3 separate regions of the Homo sapiens genome follow, and regions 1 and 2 are each linked to region 3. The links are chromatin loops, found by intact Hi-C in ENCODE. Cell type or tissue: sigmoid colon. All regions are shown on one strand. Links, peaks and the distances in the headings refer to the core of each region. The heading gives the core; the rest is flanking DNA.

The links. Hi-C counts contacts between places; a loop is a spot of excess contacts. Peaks named below come from ENCODE experiments on the same cell type or tissue, not always from the same donor. Only the 100,000 strongest peaks of a DNase experiment are listed, where the experiment ranks them.
Region 1: a loop joins it to region 3, with 3 times the contacts of the local background. A loop is called at or near these places in 22 of 110 quality-filtered maps.
Region 2: a loop joins it to region 3, with 4 times the contacts of the local background. A loop is called at or near these places in 6 of 110 quality-filtered maps.

What each region holds. Positions count from the first base shown.
Region 1 is chr11:94,621,038-94,626,480 of GRCh38, forward strand. It overlaps PIWIL4 (piwi like RNA-mediated gene silencing 4), which reads left to right. Exons shown (of 20, transcript NM_152431.3): 20 at 1-384. The region is part of intron 4 of PIWIL4-AS1 (PIWIL4 antisense RNA 1); the gene reads right to left. Among named protein-coding and RNA genes, the nearest start is that of LINC02700, 14 kb to the right of the region's middle. In sigmoid colon, for the core only: a CTCF peak has its summit at 2,278 (motif pointing right); a DNase peak (open chromatin) is centred at 2,270.
Region 2 is chr11:94,765,841-94,771,358 of GRCh38, forward strand. It overlaps AMOTL1 (angiomotin like 1), which reads left to right and starts at 2,516. Exons shown (of 13, transcript NM_130847.3): 1 at 2,516-2,720. The coding sequence starts at 2,672. In sigmoid colon, for the core only: no CTCF peak of the experiment used is centred there; DNase peaks (open chromatin) are centred at 1,231, 2,421, 3,131 and 3,571; H3K4me3 peaks cover 4,300 bases; H3K27ac peaks cover 2,397 bases.
Region 3 is chr11:95,067,208-95,072,725 of GRCh38, forward strand. It overlaps SRSF8 (serine and arginine rich splicing factor 8), which reads left to right. Exons shown (of 1, transcript NM_032102.4): 1 at 1-4,018. The coding sequence starts at 20. The coding sequence ends at 868. Among named protein-coding and RNA genes, the nearest start is that of SRSF8, 3.0 kb to the left of the region's middle. RefSeq lists enhancers at 1-293, 18-207, 788-897, 1,205-1,384, 1,395-1,454 and a silencer at 2,627-2,686. In sigmoid colon, for the core only: CTCF peaks have their summits at 2,636 (motif pointing right) and 2,835; DNase peaks (open chromatin) are centred at 604, 1,514 and 2,674; H3K4me3 peaks cover 2,717 bases; H3K27ac peaks cover 1,619 bases.

The DNA.
Region 1 (5,443 bases), core at 1-5,000, 450 kb before region 3:
TTGGTATACTTTGTGCAAATCTGCCATAAGCTCAAGGCTGTGACTGGGGAAAAAGATTGAGCTTAGTTTTCATGTCTAGGAAAAAAAGCAAAACAACTTAATCTGAAACAGTTTTAAAAAATGTGTGTTATTTTGTTTTAAAGAGTTGTATGCTTGGGGTAAATTTTCATTGTCATATGTGGAATTTAAATATACCATCATCTACAAAGAATTCCACAGAGTTAAATATCTTAAGTTAAACACTTAAAATAAGTGTTTGCGTGATATTTTGATGACAGATAAACAGAGTCTAATTCCCACCCCAAATTTTGCTGAGGTTTTCTTAATGTTGTAGAGCATTTTGTAGAGTGGTTTAAATAGTTGAAAATAAAGTTCAGAACATCATGTGTTTATTGTTATTTGAATTTTACGTTGATATTACATGTGAACCTCATAATTGAAGTATTTTCAGCAAAACCTCTTACCCACTAGAGCACATCACCATTAATCTTTGAGTTCTATTTCGGAAACTGAGCTGATCACTTGCTCTCTTGATGGGACTTTATTTCACTTAATAGCAGCTTCTCCCAGTGATGACCTTGCTTCCTATTTACTGATAAAAAGGAAGCTATCAGAAGAGAACTTTTGCAAACCTCTCGTTATCTCTACCTTCACCTAACGGCATCTGTACCCATAGACTCTGCCTGCCCTTCCCTTTATTATGAGTGCAGCATGTCTGTTCCTATAAGGCGCTCCACCTCTGTACTAAATCTCAATCCCTCTGACCTGTGAAGGATGCTGCTCTAGCAGTTCTCCCTTCTCCTTTCTGCATCATCAGTTTTCTCTCTCACTACTGGCTCATTCTCACTGGCATTATAAATATGCTGTTATTTCTCTCATCTTAAAAAGCCATTTCCTCTAGCTTCCACCCCATTGCCTGGCACTTCTTTACAGGAAAAACATCGCAAAAGAAGAGTCTGTGCTTGATGTATCCAATTCTGTATTCCAATCACAATTTCACCACAACCACTACAGCAAACTTGCCTTAGTCAACACCACCAATAACCTCCACTTTGCTAAATCCAATGGTCACCTCTTGGTCCTTGTCTTGCTTGACCCAGTCAATCATTTCCTCCCTCTGAGACATTCTTTATTTGGCCTGTAGAATAACACTCTCCTGATTTCTCTCCTACTGCATATTGATCACTCATGCTGTCTCCTTTTGTGGCTTTTCCTCATCTTCTCAACCTTTTCATGTTGGAATGCCCCAGGAATGAGAATACAGCTACATGCAAAAGATATTTTGATGAGGGATAGATCAGAGTTCAAATTCTGCTTACCACGGGAAGGTCTGTGGAAGTCTGCAACAAAGGGTGGCAGGAGAGTGGCAAGTGCTCTCTGGGGACAAGGGAAGCAGGCCACAGGAGGGATGCCAATGCACAGGTTACATCACTTTGCACTGAAAATATTCTTTTCCTATTTGAGAGTTTTGTCCAGACATAGTAGAAATGCACCCAACAGGGGTCTACCAATAATAGGATAACCATTTTGTGAAGCATGAGGGTGGAGGGGACTTAATAAGTTTCAGGGCCAGTGCCATGCCTACATATACACATTTAATCTCCACAAGAACTGTATAAATTAGGTTATAATGACCATTTCAGATGGTAAAGCTGGGGATTAAAGATACCACGTGACTCACTGAAGTTTATGAGATTAATAAATTGTGGAGCTAGAATTTGTCCTCAGGTTTGTTTGCAAAACCTGTAAGATGAACCAAAAGAGTCTACACCCTTGATAAAAGATACTCTAAGATTTAAAAAATTTCTCCCAGAGCACTAATGTGAGGTAGTGCCTTATGGGATTTAAAGATGGCATTATATGGCGGGCACCTGTAGTCCCAGCTACTCGGGAGGCTGAGGCAGGAGAATGGCGTGAACCCGGGAGGCAGAGCTTGCAGTGAGCCGAGATTGCACCACTGCACTCTAGCCTGGGACGACAGAGCAAAACTCTGTCTCAGAAAAAAAAAAAAAAAAAAAAAAGATGGCATTATATAGCAAGTCTTTGGAGACAAGGCACTGATCCAATTCAAGGTGGTGGGTTTTGTTTTTGTTTATCTTGTTGTTTTCTTCCTTCAAAGTAGAACGGTGATATAAATCCCCACTACCTAACCAGCCAGCTTGTATAAATCCACACGAAACATTTTGATTAGGCAATACAACCTTCTGCAGAGCGCCCACCCACCCTTTTAAGTACTGCCCCAGGAAATGACTTCTTACCCCTTTAACCCACCAGAGGGCACACAAGGACTGCTGTGTGAATAGAGTCCTTCATCATGGCAGTGTCATAGGCTTCAACAAACAATTTCAGGTAAACTCCTAGAGGGCAACATGGGACTAAGAAATCTTCATATGAGCTCTGGTTCCAGCACGTTTGGTTGTCAGATGTGATAACTTCACTTTCTGGGACTCAGTTACCCAATCTGTAATATGAGAGGGCTTGGACAAGACCAGTGGTGCCTAATCTTGAGAAGATTAGAAGTTCCCATGTTTAAAAGCTTTAGAACAAAAAAATAGAGATGCCTGGGTCTACCTCTCAAAATAGTGATTTAAATGGTCTGAGATGGGGCCTGATCATCCGAATATTTTAAAAGTTCTCGAAATGGTTCTGATGTTCAGCCAGGGCTGAGGAATACTGGTTTAGATAATATATGAGACCTATTTCAGCTTCACGTTATGTGATTGCCACCTCTCACATGCATTAATTAGTTTTCCTTAGGCTACCAAGGACAAAGAGGAAAGGGAGCCTGTGCCAGGCTTCAGAGCAGCACTGGATTTGAATCCTAGAACCACCACTTATAGTCGTGTGACATTGGGCAAGTTACTTAACCTCTCTGAGCCTCAGTGTATCTACTTGTAAAAATGTCTAACAATGTCTGCATTGTAGAGTTATTGTAAGGATTAGAAATGTCAAATCTGAAGTATCTGGCCTTAATAAAGGGTATCATCTTATTAGACCTGAGGAGAGGAAATGAATCAAATGGCACAATTTAGTTAACAAATAGTTATGGGTTTCTATTATGTGCCAGGCACTGTACTAGATTCTGAATTCTACAATTCTACTTAAGGGAAAGCTTAATATTGTCTCTAGAAATAAACAATCTACCAGTTCCTATTTTATAGAAAGGATTTTGTAGTTTTTCTTTTATTTTGAGAACTGAGGGAGAGACTCTGGAAGAAAGTATACTTTAAATACATTTCTGTGGCCACCATGGAGTGGCCCATCAGATTATCCTTTAAAAGAACCTTCTGCAAGGAGCATAGTTGGCTGACAGCCTCTAAATGCTACAGCTTCAGGATCCACCACAGGGGTGATGAGACCATACCCTCCCCAGACTGATTCTAGCCCATTACTGAGCACAGGAGAGGTAATAGATCTGGGTTGTTTCTGCCCAACATGGGACTCCACTATTAGTCTCTGATAGGTAATATGCTGTGTTTAGCTCTGTGTCCCCACCCAAAGCTTATGTTGAATTGTAATCCCCATGTGTTGGAGGAGTGGCCTGGTGAGAGGTGATTAAACCGTGAGGGTGGATTGCCCCCTTGCTGTTTTCATGATAGTGAGTGAGTTCTTACCATATCTCGTTGTTTGAAAATGTGTAGCACTTCCCCCTTCTCTCTCTCTCTCTCTCCTGCTGCCATGTGAAGATGTCCTTGCTCCCTTTTTGGCCTTCTGCCATGATTGTAAGTTTTTTGAGGCCTCCCCAGCCATGCCTCCTGCACAGCCTGTGGAACTGTGAGTCAATTAAATCTCTTTTCTTTTTCTTCATAAATTACCCAGTCTCAGGTAGTTCTTTACAGCAGTGTGAGAATAGACTTAACACAGTAGGGGAACCCACTTTGTCTTGACCAAGGTTTTCTAAGAACTGCACTAAAGTTTTGAGCTTTTTCTACTGATCCTCTTTCCTTCCCACTCCGTTTCATGTATTTCAGATTAGCACTGAGGTCTTAAGGCCCTCCCTAGTCACTCCTACTTCCTCTCACCAGTATTCTTCACAGGTGTTTCTCCCAGTAAATCTTCTGAATGCTTAATTCTGTCTTGGTGTGTGCTTCTTAAGGGACCCAAACTGACACAACTTTCTTCCCTATTAAATGACTCTTTACCTTTTAATAAAAATAAGTCTATTTTTAATCTTAAGCACTTTGTCAACCACAACATAAAACATTTTTAAAAACCTTTTACCTAGAGATATCATAACTTTTTAAATACTAGGTGTATTAGTCCGTTTTCACACTGCTGATAAAGACATACCTGAGACTGGGCAATTTATAGAAAAGAGGTTTAATTGGACTTACAGTTCCACGTGGCTGGGGAAGCCTCACAATCATGGTGGAAGGCAAGGAGAAGCATGTCACCTTACATGGATGGCAGCAGGCAAAGAGAGAGCTTGTGCAGGGGAACCCCTCTTTTTAAAACCATCAGATCTCATGAGACTTTTTCACTGTCACAAGAACAGCATGGGAAAGACTTGCTCCCATGATTCAATTACCTTCTATTGGGTACCTCCCACAACATGTGGGAATTCAAGATAAGATTTGGGTGGGAACACAGCCAAACCATATCATTCCGCCCCTGGCCCCTCCCAAATTTGATATCTTCACATTTCAAAACCAATCGTGCCCTCCCAACAGTTCCCCAAAGTCTCAACTCAATTCAGCATTAACTCAAAAGTCCTCAGTCCAAAGTGTCATACAAGACAAGGCAAGTCCCTTCCGCCTATGAGCCAGTAAAATCAAAGGCAAGTTAGTTACTTCCTAGATACAATGGGGATACAGGCATTGGATAAATACAGCCTTTCCAAATGGGAGAAATTGGCCAAAACAAAGGGGCTACAGGCCCCATGCCAGTCCAGAAATCCAGTGGGGCAGTCAGATCTTAAAGCTCCAAAATGATCTCCTTTGACTCCATGTCTCACATCCAGGTCATGTTGATGCAAGAGGTAGGTTCCCACAGTCTTCAGCAGCTCCACCCCTGTGGCTTTGCAGGGTAAAGCCCCCCTCCTGTTGCTTGCACAGGCTGGCATTGTATGCAGCTTTTCCAGGTGCACAGTGCAAGCTGTGGTGGATCTACAATTCTAGGGTCTGGAGGATAGGATAGTGGTCCTCTTCTCACAGCTCCACTAGGCAGTGCCCCAGTAGGGACTCTGTGTCGGGGCTCCAATCCCACATTTTCCTTCTGCACTGCCCTAGCAGAGGTTCTCTGAGAGCCTTAGCCCTGCATACAACTTCTGCCTGGGCATCCAGGCATTTCAATACAACTTCTGAAATCTAGGCAGAGGTTCCCAAACCTCAATTTTTGACTTCTATGCACTCACAGGCTCAATACCACGTGAAAGCTGCCAAGGCTTGAGGCTTGCACTCCCTGAAGCCATGGCCTGAGCTCTACGTTGGCTCCTTTCAGCCAC
Region 2 (5,518 bases), core at 483-5,482, 300 kb before region 3:
TCTTCAAAGCTTCATCTCTCCTTTTCTCTACACCTCTGTCCTCCACTTCTCACCCAGTCCCTTGTTCCTTGTTTCCTCTTGCCCAGAGGATAGTAAGTCACTCAGCATCTTTCTCAAACCGTTTCCTCTTCTCAACTGTGCTTCATCTGTCATTGGTCTAATGATCCATTCTTCTAAGACTGCAAGATCTATTCTTCCTATGACTGGGCTCAAAGCCTAGGTTAACTTGATTACTTTGTCCTTTTCCCCAGGATAAACAACGAGTCAATGAGAAGAATAAAATCTTGCTTCAAAGATTTGATACCTTTCTTTATGACATCTGGTATCTCCAAAGATATGGTATCTCTCATTTCCTTTTTATCACCTCTGTCAACCTCACCTATCATTGCTTCCTGCAACTATCCTAGATAGTCTCTTGAAATAATAATAGCAAATGTATATTGAATACTACATGCATTGTGCTGAGTATTTTACATTTGTTATTTTATTCAGTCTTCACAACCACTCTGTGAGATGCTATTTTCTTCATCTTGCCAAAAAGGATACTGAGGTTTAGAGAAGTTAGGCAACTTGCTCAGCGTCACACAGATACTGAATGGTGGAGCTGCAACTCAGCTCATGCCTGTTTTGTTCTAAACTTGATGGTTGTAACTTGGAAATTTTGCTGCTTCCTAGACTATAGGATGGTATCTAGGAGTGGGCAATTAGTAAAGATTAGTTTCCTTTCTTCTTTTTCTATCCATCACTTCTTCCCCAATTTGTATTAAATTCGCGCAAATGTTAGGTGAATCAGTGGTCCCTTCACTGTCCATAAGATAACCACTTCAGCTCCTAATTTGCGATTCAGGGTTCACAATGTGTAATACAAGGCACATTGAGGCAGAGGTTGTTTCTATACCTGGCTTTGCTACTAAACTTGTTCTGTAACATTGGACAAGTCATTCAACAGCTATGCCTGAGCTTCTTCATCCGGCAAGTGAAAGGTTTAGTTGACACTTTCTTAGATTCTTTCCAGGCCTACATTTTTGTGACGTTGTTATTCTGCCTTCCCTTGTTTTCTCCTCGTTTCTGGTAAAAACGCTTTCCTCTATGCCTTCTTCCCAAGCACCCAGACCTTGTCATCTCCCTCTTGGCTTTTGCCTCTGCTTGCCCAGTGCTGCCTTTTCCTCTTTCTGCTGTGTCTGAACTCCACCACCCTCCCAGGCTTTTCCTTCTGTGTAGTCAGTGCCTCTCTCCGCCCTTCCCAGGCATCTGCAGTACTTGGATCTCCTGCTTTGTTGCTTGCCTGTTTTCTGTTCACACATCTTGTCTTCTTAGACAGATAACAGATCCTTGAAGGGCTGGTCAGCTGCTCTAAGTTTCTTTTGTGTGCTAAGTTTCTTTTGTGTGTACCAGGGTAGATGACTTTAAATGGAGTAGGCATTTCATAAATAATTGTTAAATGATTACATTTGGGCTTTATCTTGAGAGCAGAGTTTACTCAGTAGGAGGGCCCATCAGGGGAATCAGAATCAGGACATGCAACCCACCAGAACTGATGAGAGGTAAAACTGCTGGCAGTCTAGTTAGGGAACTGCCACAATCCAGGGAGGAGTCCCTGAAGGCCGGACCTAGATAGCAGGTAAACAGAGGCAGGGAGCACCAGATAAGAGAGGCTTGGTGTGCGCTAACTCTCCCACTAACATCCTGGGCAGCAACTGTACAGTTACCTAGCTTTCTCTTCTCCAAGCAGTAGAGCTGCCCGGAAAAAGCCAGGCAGAAGTGCTATGGGGCAGGCTCGGGCACCCCAGATTAGGGCTCCAGAGAGCCGCCAGTATAAACCAATATAATGAGGTGGATGAGTAGTTCTCAGCACAGCCTGATTTTAAGAGGTGGGGCAACATTTTCCCAGAGTCGCTTACTTTCTTTACCTCTACTCAGGCAGATAACAGCCTGGGGATTTATGGCCAGAGGATGTACGGTTCTGCGAACACATTTAATATCCGAGGCTGTCAGGTCTGTTTTGGCCCTTCTGTTTGTCAACGGAGCACATAGTAGCAGCTTATCGCCCAATCTCAAGTGCGTGATGGAAGCACTGGGGCCTGGGGAATGCTGAGAAAAGTGTGGCCACTTTCTACCTGGAAATTCCACTTAAGAAGAAAAAAAACCAACCTAAGCAAATCTAGACTTTTGGGCAGATCCGGAAACAGAATTTTGGCCGGCATTGGGCTGGTGGGGAAGGAAGACAAAGTGGAGGGAGAACTGGTGAGTCTGAAATTAATCAAAACCCGGCAGGGGACAAAGGAAGGGATGCTGTCGCCCTCCTAAGTCTCAGGGAGACACGTCAGCTTGAGCTCTGGGCAATTTCAGCCTGGCAGTCTCGCGGCCCGGGGAGGGGCGGCGGGTGTCTGCAGACGGGCTCTAGGGCCCAGCGGCCGGGCGCCACGGCGGGGGTGGAGTGTAGGGTTCTAGTGACGAGCCCGGGCGACCCTCCCCGGCCCGCGCGCGGGGAGCGGGGAGCGCGGACGGCGGCGGGAGCGCGCGAGAAGCTCTAGGACCCAGCAGCGGTTGTCGGGTTTGGGGCTGGAGGTGAAGCCCTGTGTGAATGGGGTTGATTGTCCGGCGCCACTTCCCCGCGCTGCCCGGCAGCCGTCTTCCCCAGCCGAGGGACTGAACTAGCCATGATCGCCTCATGTGGAGGGCAAAGTTGCGCCGGGGAACTTGTGAGCCTGCGGTGAAAGGTAACCAGCCCCCACTCGAGGTGCCGGGAGGGCGTCTCCGAGTCTCCCACGCGAAGAACCCAGTCGCCCCGGGCTCCCCGGGCCCCTGCTGCTCACGGAAGGGGGCAGCTTCTGGGGGCCCGGGGCTGAGATCCCAGATTGTTGTTTTTAAGCGGGTTCCCTTGCCCCGCTCCAGGTCCAGTTGCCTGCGGGCCGGGCCTCAGCGTCTTGCCGCCCCGCGACCCACGTTGACTGAAGTTGTGGCCCCGGGGTTTGGGCCCCGGGGTGCTGCGCGCCCGACGCGGGGCTGGCCTTTCCTGAGGGGCGCAGCCATATGGCCAGACACTCCGAGGCGCGCCCGCGCCCGCGCGCGGGTCTCGCGGCGAGGGAGGGGACGGAAGGGGGTGTCCGGTGCAGCTTTCCCCGGCGCGAGACAAAGGCGCGCGCACCGGCCCGCCCGACGGGCTCTGGCGCTGTGGACTGGACCCTTTCTGCCCGCCGGCCAGACCCGGCTCTGGCGGGTGGGGGCGACGAAAGGGTCGCACCCCAGCCCCAGACGCTCGGATCGCGTTAGCTGCTGCTCCTTCTTTGTTCTCTCCCCAGACAAGTTTCTTTGACAAACTGGAGAGTTACATCCAGCTCCCGCTTGCCTGTTAGGGCTGCCTTTACAATAATCTGCTTTCGCGGGGAGAAAATTTAAACTTTCCAAATGGAACTGTTTTTTCTTGGAATGTGACATTTGTGGCAGGAGGGAGAGTGGTACGTTGGCCGATGACAGCCGAGCGGAACGGTGGCCTAGTGCCGGGACAGGGACCGAGCGTGCCCCATAGGCGGCCGGGCTGGAGGACGCGGCGGCAGAGCAGACGAGCCCTGGCGCGCACCTCTAGGGCCTCCGCTACCTGGACTGCGCTCGCGGCGACGTGTCCAAGTTTCCCCCCTCAGAGCCCCAGGCCGAGAATCCCGGGTATCTGCGCAAAGCTCCCGCGCCTCGCCCACCCTACTCTTCCTATCTTTACTGATGACTAGGAAGACTTTCCTTTTCCATTTTTGTTCGAAGATTTTTGCCTTTTTGGCTTCGGTGTTGGTTTCCTGTCTCCGCGTGGCAAATACCTTTTGGCCGGGCTAGCGTGTGGATCACCTGGACTGGGGTTTCAGAGGTGGGCCCTGAGCGTGCGGCCTCCTGAGACGATGCGGTTTGGACCCAACATTTTGTCCCCATGGTCCCTCAGCTCCCTTTCTCTGTGAGGCCTTGGTTTCCCATTTTCTTCTCCTGAGGCATGTTATGAGAACTGAGTTTTTGTACTGCTTATAGAAGGCCTTGGTGGTGGTGGGGTACGTGGTCTCGAGAGCCAGTTGTGATACCTCGAAGATGCTTTCGGCTAACCAAAGCAGTAACGTGCTAACCTGCTCACCATAAACGAATTAAACCAGAATAGAGGGCTATTAATAGCTACAGTTCCAGAAAATTTCCTTCCTTTTCGGGAAGCAAAAAGTCAAGGCTTGAAATATTAAACAATCATGGCTCCCTGCTTCCAAAACTGGCCTATGGGTCACTGCCAAACTGGCTAAGATTTCCCCTGGCTGCATACCACTCCTGGGCCCGGGCAGCTGTGGAAGTCAGACCCAGGTTAACGATTAAGGAGCTCTCTAGATTGCAAGGTCTTAAAGAATCTAGAGCAACTGACATTTACTTCCTAGTAAGGTGCTCTGAGCCTTATAGTGTGTATCTACTTTGAAGGCTCTTTATGAGAATAATGTGGGAACAGTAGTTTAATATACTTTGAACTGTTAGTAAAGGGTGGAAAAGCACTGATTTGACTAGAATGAAGGAAAACACCGATTCGACCAGAATGAAAAGGGTAGGACATAGGTAGAAGGCTTTATACAGGCTCTACTTTTCCTTATGATGGTGGTGGGGGTTGGGGGGAGGGATGAGGATGTTTAGTTCTTGGAGTGCACTTTTGTTTTTCTGTGATGCATTTTTCAAGATAAATAAGGAAACCTTTGTAAACCTGCAGGTGGATAGGAGAGAAGGTGCTGTACCTGTAACGCCCCTTTCCCTCCCCCTTCTTTTTAAAATGCACAGAAGTCTTGGTCTTTCAGGTTCTTTGCAGATGATGGAGGATGTAGCATACTAATTTTCCAAAGGGCATGTGGAGATCAAAGCATTTAAAAATACATCTTTTCACGGAGGCTAATGGAGGATTTTCAGTTTAAATGAGATTTTAAAGTGCTGTCGTTAAGAAAAACACATGAATGCAGAAATGTGAGTGATTTTATGGGAAAGCACTCCGCTGATCAGACTTGAGAGTGTCTGCCCTGGGCCAGTTAGTCTAGAGGCTGTTGTGGGTAGAGCTCAGCTTTTCTGATGTCTACCCCTAAGGAAAAGTGTGGACCCAGGGCCTAGGGAAAAGATGGCTGAACTAATTGAAATGAGCAGTCTGGCTGGTGAGAGTTCTGTTGAAAGGTATAGCCTCTAGGTATCAGTGCTGCATTTCTTCATAGTAATTTGTGAAAATGCTTTGAAAATGATAAAACAAAGACTTTTGAAAAAAATAATTAATGACATGAAATGGGAATTGCTAGTGAAAATTGTAAAAGTTTGATTTTTCAGGCCAATAAATTAAAAAGAAGTAACTTTATAGGACCTGCTAATATTTCTGATATATAAAATTCCCCCAAAGTAACCTTTTCTATTTTCTTTTCTTTTTGGCGGGGTTGGGGGGGGGGTGCGGTGTGTGGCTATCTGCATTTTAAATGCATAAGGAAGCTCAGGTCAGAAAATTCTGCAGTGTTTTGAATAATTTTTCTCCTATTTT
Region 3 (5,518 bases), core at 121-5,120:
CCGGGCTGCTCTCGGAGCCATGAGCTGCGGCCGCCCCCCTCCCGACGTGGACGGCATGATCACCCTCAAGGTGGACAACCTGACCTACCGCACCTCTCCCGACAGCTTGAGGCGCGTGTTCGAGAAGTACGGGCGCGTGGGCGACGTGTACATCCCGCGGGAGCCCCACACCAAGGCGCCCCGGGGCTTCGCTTTCGTCCGCTTTCACGACCGGCGCGACGCCCAAGACGCCGAGGCCGCCATGGACGGGGCGGAGCTGGACGGACGCGAGCTGCGGGTGCAGGTGGCGCGCTATGGCCGCCGGGACCTGCCCCGCAGCCGCCAGGGAGAGCCACGCGGCAGGTCCAGAGGCGGCGGCTACGGACGGCGGAGCCGCAGCTACGGGCGGCGGAGCCGCAGCCCCAGGCGGCGACACCGCAGCCGATCCCGGGGTCCCAGCTGCTCCAGGTCCCGCAGCCGATCTCGCTATAGGGGTTCTCGCTATAGCCGGTCTCCCTACAGCCGATCTCCTTACAGCCGGTCGCGCTACAGCCGCTCTCCCTACAGCAGATCTCGCTACAGGGAATCTCGCTACGGCGGATCTCACTACAGCTCATCTGGTTACAGTAACTCTCGCTACAGCCGATATCACAGCAGCCGGTCTCACTCGAAGTCTGGGTCCTCCACTAGCTCTCGCTCTGCATCAACCTCCAAATCGAGCTCTGCGCGACGATCCAAGTCCTCCTCGGTCTCCAGGTCTCGCTCGCGGTCCAGGTCTTCATCTATGACCAGGAGTCCTCCCCGGGTATCCAAGAGGAAATCCAAGTCAAGGTCGCGATCCAAGAGGCCCCCCAAGTCTCCTGAAGAGGAAGGACAGATGTCCTCTTAAGAAAATGATGCATCAGGAAGCAACGTGATGGAGGACTTGGGGGAAAAGGATCACATACTCAGTCTATGGAAGCAACGTCCCTGGAAGAAGAGGCTGCCTATTGAAAAGGTTGTGTCACACTTTTCTACCTTTTTGCCAGTTTGAAGCTTTGCATCAGGTGGCAAAATTCATTCTATGTGCCGTTTTGTTGTTATTCACATTTTATTGTAACTTAGGAGGTGAACGACCTAAGATTACGTTATTGGGTTTGGATATTTGAGGCAAAAATTTATTTTTATTTCTATAGTGATGACTGTTTTGGTTTGAAATGAACAGATTGGTAACCTAATTTGTGGCCTCCTGACTTTTAAGGAAACGTGTGCAGCCATTACACACAGCCTAACGCTGTCAAGACATGCTTCAACATTGCCTTCATTCCTTAAAAACCTACAAAAGGTGGTGTAAATTAATATGGATAATTTTATTTACCTCCAGGTCTAAAAGGTAGTGTGACCCAAATTTGTATAAAGATTTTTCATGTGAAAGGACTGGGGTTTTAGCAAACACAGGTCTAATCTCTTTTGTGTTTTTGTGCACCAGGCCCGGCTGCGTAGCAGTTGAGTGATGCTGGTTAGCTATTAAGGTGGCCTGTTGCAGTGCAGAGTGCTGAGCTGCTTCCTGTTTTCTTCTGATTGCTCCTGGGGAAAACACGCCTTGTCCTGAAGAACAAATGGCTGTCCAGTTTATTAAAATGCCTGTCAACTGCACTTCCAGTCACCCAGGCCTTGCAGATAAATAATGGAGCATGCAGTGAGCACATCTAGCTGACGATAATCACACCTTTTCCCCCGTCTTTTCTGAAAAATTGTAAATCTGATCATATCAACATGTATGAACTTAAAATATGGAGAATGTTATGGAAGAAATAGTTTATAAGTTTGTTAAGTACTTATAACATGGTTTATCTTTTTGATTATTAATTTTTTACGCTAACCATTGTTTCTGTAGTTAAAATTGTTTTCTTGGTGTTATCTTTTCTCAGAATAAAATTAGAAACTTTTGATGGAAAGTAGGTTGTTTTATTTTCTGTATGACTTTTGGATATTTGTACTTTTGAGAAAATTATTAGCACCAAGTGTTTCTCAAAATATAATTTTTAAAAAATCCTTAATAGGCTTTTAGCTATGTGCTTTATTGTTTTATCACAATGCAGTTTATTTGTAGTTTCTCTCTTTTTTCCTCACACCTATGGTTTTTTTACTTCCAAAATTATTTTCAAATAATCCATTTTTGGCTTTCATCATTATCCCTACTAGATGTTATGTGTTCTTTTGCAATTGTTTCTGCTTATACCTTTACTAGCAAAGGGAAAAATAACAATTTGGTGTCAATGATCTGGTGACAATAGGATTACATTGGAGCCAATTGAATAAATTTATTCTTTCAATCATATGGATCTTCATTAATATTTTTGACTGAATTATCAATTAAAAATATTTCATTCCCTTTGTGCAGAAACTGCTAAATCCAGGGTTCGATTCTTGAATGAACTGGCAAGGTGGCTGTGGTCTGTAGATATACATCCCACATTTTGTTGTTATAACAGTTAGTAGTTAGTATTGCTTTCATATATAGACTCCAGAATCTAAATTTTACGATAATGACATTTCTTCTGGTCATGACAAATGTAATATTTTACAAATATAAATCTACGTAGAATCCAAAGACACACACAGAGCAGTCCTGTCTGAGAAATAAAAAATCAGGACACCCATGGCATCGTAGTAGCCCCTCGCGTCCAGCAGGTGGCGAAGGGAGGTGAGGTATATTTATTAAATGGGACCGAGTGGGACGGGGACGGGGCAGCCCTAAGGGTAGGGAAGCATTGTCAATTTCTGGGGATAGAATGAGACCCAGGCATAGCTGGAGTTTGAAGCTTTGAAGCAAAAATATCTGTAGAACATCTTAAACGTGACCAAAATATGATGTTAAAATCAGCAACTCTTTATACGTTAAAAACTTTGAAACCTGTGGCCGGGCATGGTGGCTCGCGCCTGTAATCCCAGCACTTTGGGAGGCCAAGGCAGGTGGATCACCTGAGGTCAGGAGCTCAAGACCAGCCTGACCAACATGGTGAAACCCCGTCTCTACTAAAAATACAAAAATTAGCTGGGCATGGTGGCGCATGCCTATAATCCCAGCTACTCGGAGGCTGAGGCAGGATAATCGCTTGAAACCGGGAGACAGAGGTTGTGGTGAGCCGAGATCACGCCATTGCACTCCAGCCGGGGCAACAAGAGCAAAACTTCATCTCAAAAAAAAAAAAAAAAGAAAAAGGAAAAAAACAAACAAACAACAACTTTGAAACCTAGGAACAATTTTGGACCTGTTGGAGCAGAAATGTGTAGTTGTCATTGAAGGTGTGAACATACCCTACCTCTACTCTACATGTGGAAGACCTGACCCACAGAGGACATGAACCCATGAAGAAGAGTGATGTGACATGTTTTGCATTTTATTAGTACCATGATCTAACCAACTGAGCTAACTGGCCACACCATTTTATCCTTTATAATGATCACTATGAGGGCTGAGTGCAGAATGGAGTGTATGTGGTCAAGAGTGGAAGCTGTGAGGCTATTGCAGTAATCCAGAAAGAAAGGTGACAATGGCTTAGACTTCAGTGGTAGTGTTGGAAATGGACATAAATAGACATATTCAGGAAATATATTGATCTTAGATCTAATAAGACACGTAATAGATTAGAAGTAGGGAAATTAATGAAAAAGCAGAATTAAGGATGACTTCTCACTGGCTTGAAATGCTAAATGGATGACGGTGCTGTTTAGTGAGTTGGGGAAGACTGGGCGTGGTGATGGGTGTAGAAATTGAGAAAGGAAAATCAAGAATTTCCAGAACTTTCAGAGCAATGTTAAATACTTTCCTTGATAGTGGGTCAGTCATCATTTATAAGTGCATTTCTAAAAATATTGCTTAATTTTGTTTTTGAGCTTTGTATAAGTGGAATTTTGTGTGTACTGATTATTTTGCTCAATACTATGTCTTTAAGATTCTCTGTATTGTTGCATGTGGCTGAGTTTATTTTTGATGCTGTGTAGTGTTTTACTAATTAATAAATCATAATTCAGTTTTTACTGTTCTATTGATGGACATCTGGGTTGTTTCCTATTTTAGTTATTCTGAATAAGGAAGCAATGAATATTTTTATACATAAAACCTGATGTACACGTGTATATATATTTCAGGTATCAATCCCAAAAGTGCATTTTCTGGGTTATAGATCAAGTACATATTCAATTTTGTTAGATAATTTTCAACTATTTTCCAAAGTAGTTCTACCAATATATACTATTATCATCAATTGATGAGAATTCTACTTGCTCCACATCCTCATTAACACTTGTTAACGTCAGACCTTTTAATATTTGCAAATCTGATGGGTATATAGTGGTATTTCATTTGGTTTTAATTTTCTTTACCCTGATTACCAAAAGGTTGTAGCTTTTTATTTGTTTGTTTTTTAGCCACTTGGATATCCTCCTTTGTGAAGTGCCTTTTCAATAATTTGTCCACCTTCCTATTGGGTCACCTGTCTTTTCTTAACAATTTAAAGGTATTTTCTATGTATCTGGATCTTATTTGTCTTTATGCCCTATAAATATATTTTCCCATTCTGTGGCTTGTTTTTTAATTCACTTTATGATGTCTTTTGATGAGTTATTTTTACACTAATGTAGCTAAATTCTTCAAACATTTTGTGGTTAGTGTTTTATATGTCTTGTTTTCTAATTTGAAGCAGTAAAGATAGTTTCATATATTATTTCCTATACTCAGTATAGTATTGTCTTTCAGCATTTAGTACTTTAACACAACTGAAATTGATTTTTGTGCATGTGGTGAGGTAAAAATCTAACATAATTTTTTTCCTACTTGGATATCAATTTTTAAAGCACTATTTATTGAAAACTCCTTTCCTATCCAATCTGCCACCTCTACCATATATTAGTATCCATACTGGGTAAGTTTACTTCTGGATTCACTATTTATTTCTATTGAGATATATACATATACATATACATACTGTGTATGTGTATATATACATGTATACACATACATATACATATATAAAGATGTAGATATATATAGAAGATATAAAAGATATATAGTCTGTAATATATAACATATATATAATTTTATGTAAATAGAATATATATAAAGTCTAAAATATATTTTATTTATATTTCATATATATTATGTATACTTATATATAATATATAAATATATAATGTAATTATGTATTATATATATAGAGAGAGAGACAGGCAGAGACAGAGACAGAGAGAGACAGAATCTTGCTCTGTTGCCCAGGCTGGAGTGCAGTGGTGTGATCTTGGCTAACTGCAGCCTCGACTTTTTGGGCCCAAGTCATCATCTCACTTCAGCCTCCCAAGTAGCTGGGACTACAGGCACACACCACCACATCCAGCTAACTTTTGTATTTTTTATGGAGATGAGGTTTTGCCATGTTGCCTAGACTGGTCTTGAACTCCTGAGCTCAAGTGATCTGTCCGCCTTGGCCCCTATTAGTATGTTTTTTCCATGCCTGCACCTAATACTGTCTTAATTACTTCAGCTTTATAATAAACCTTG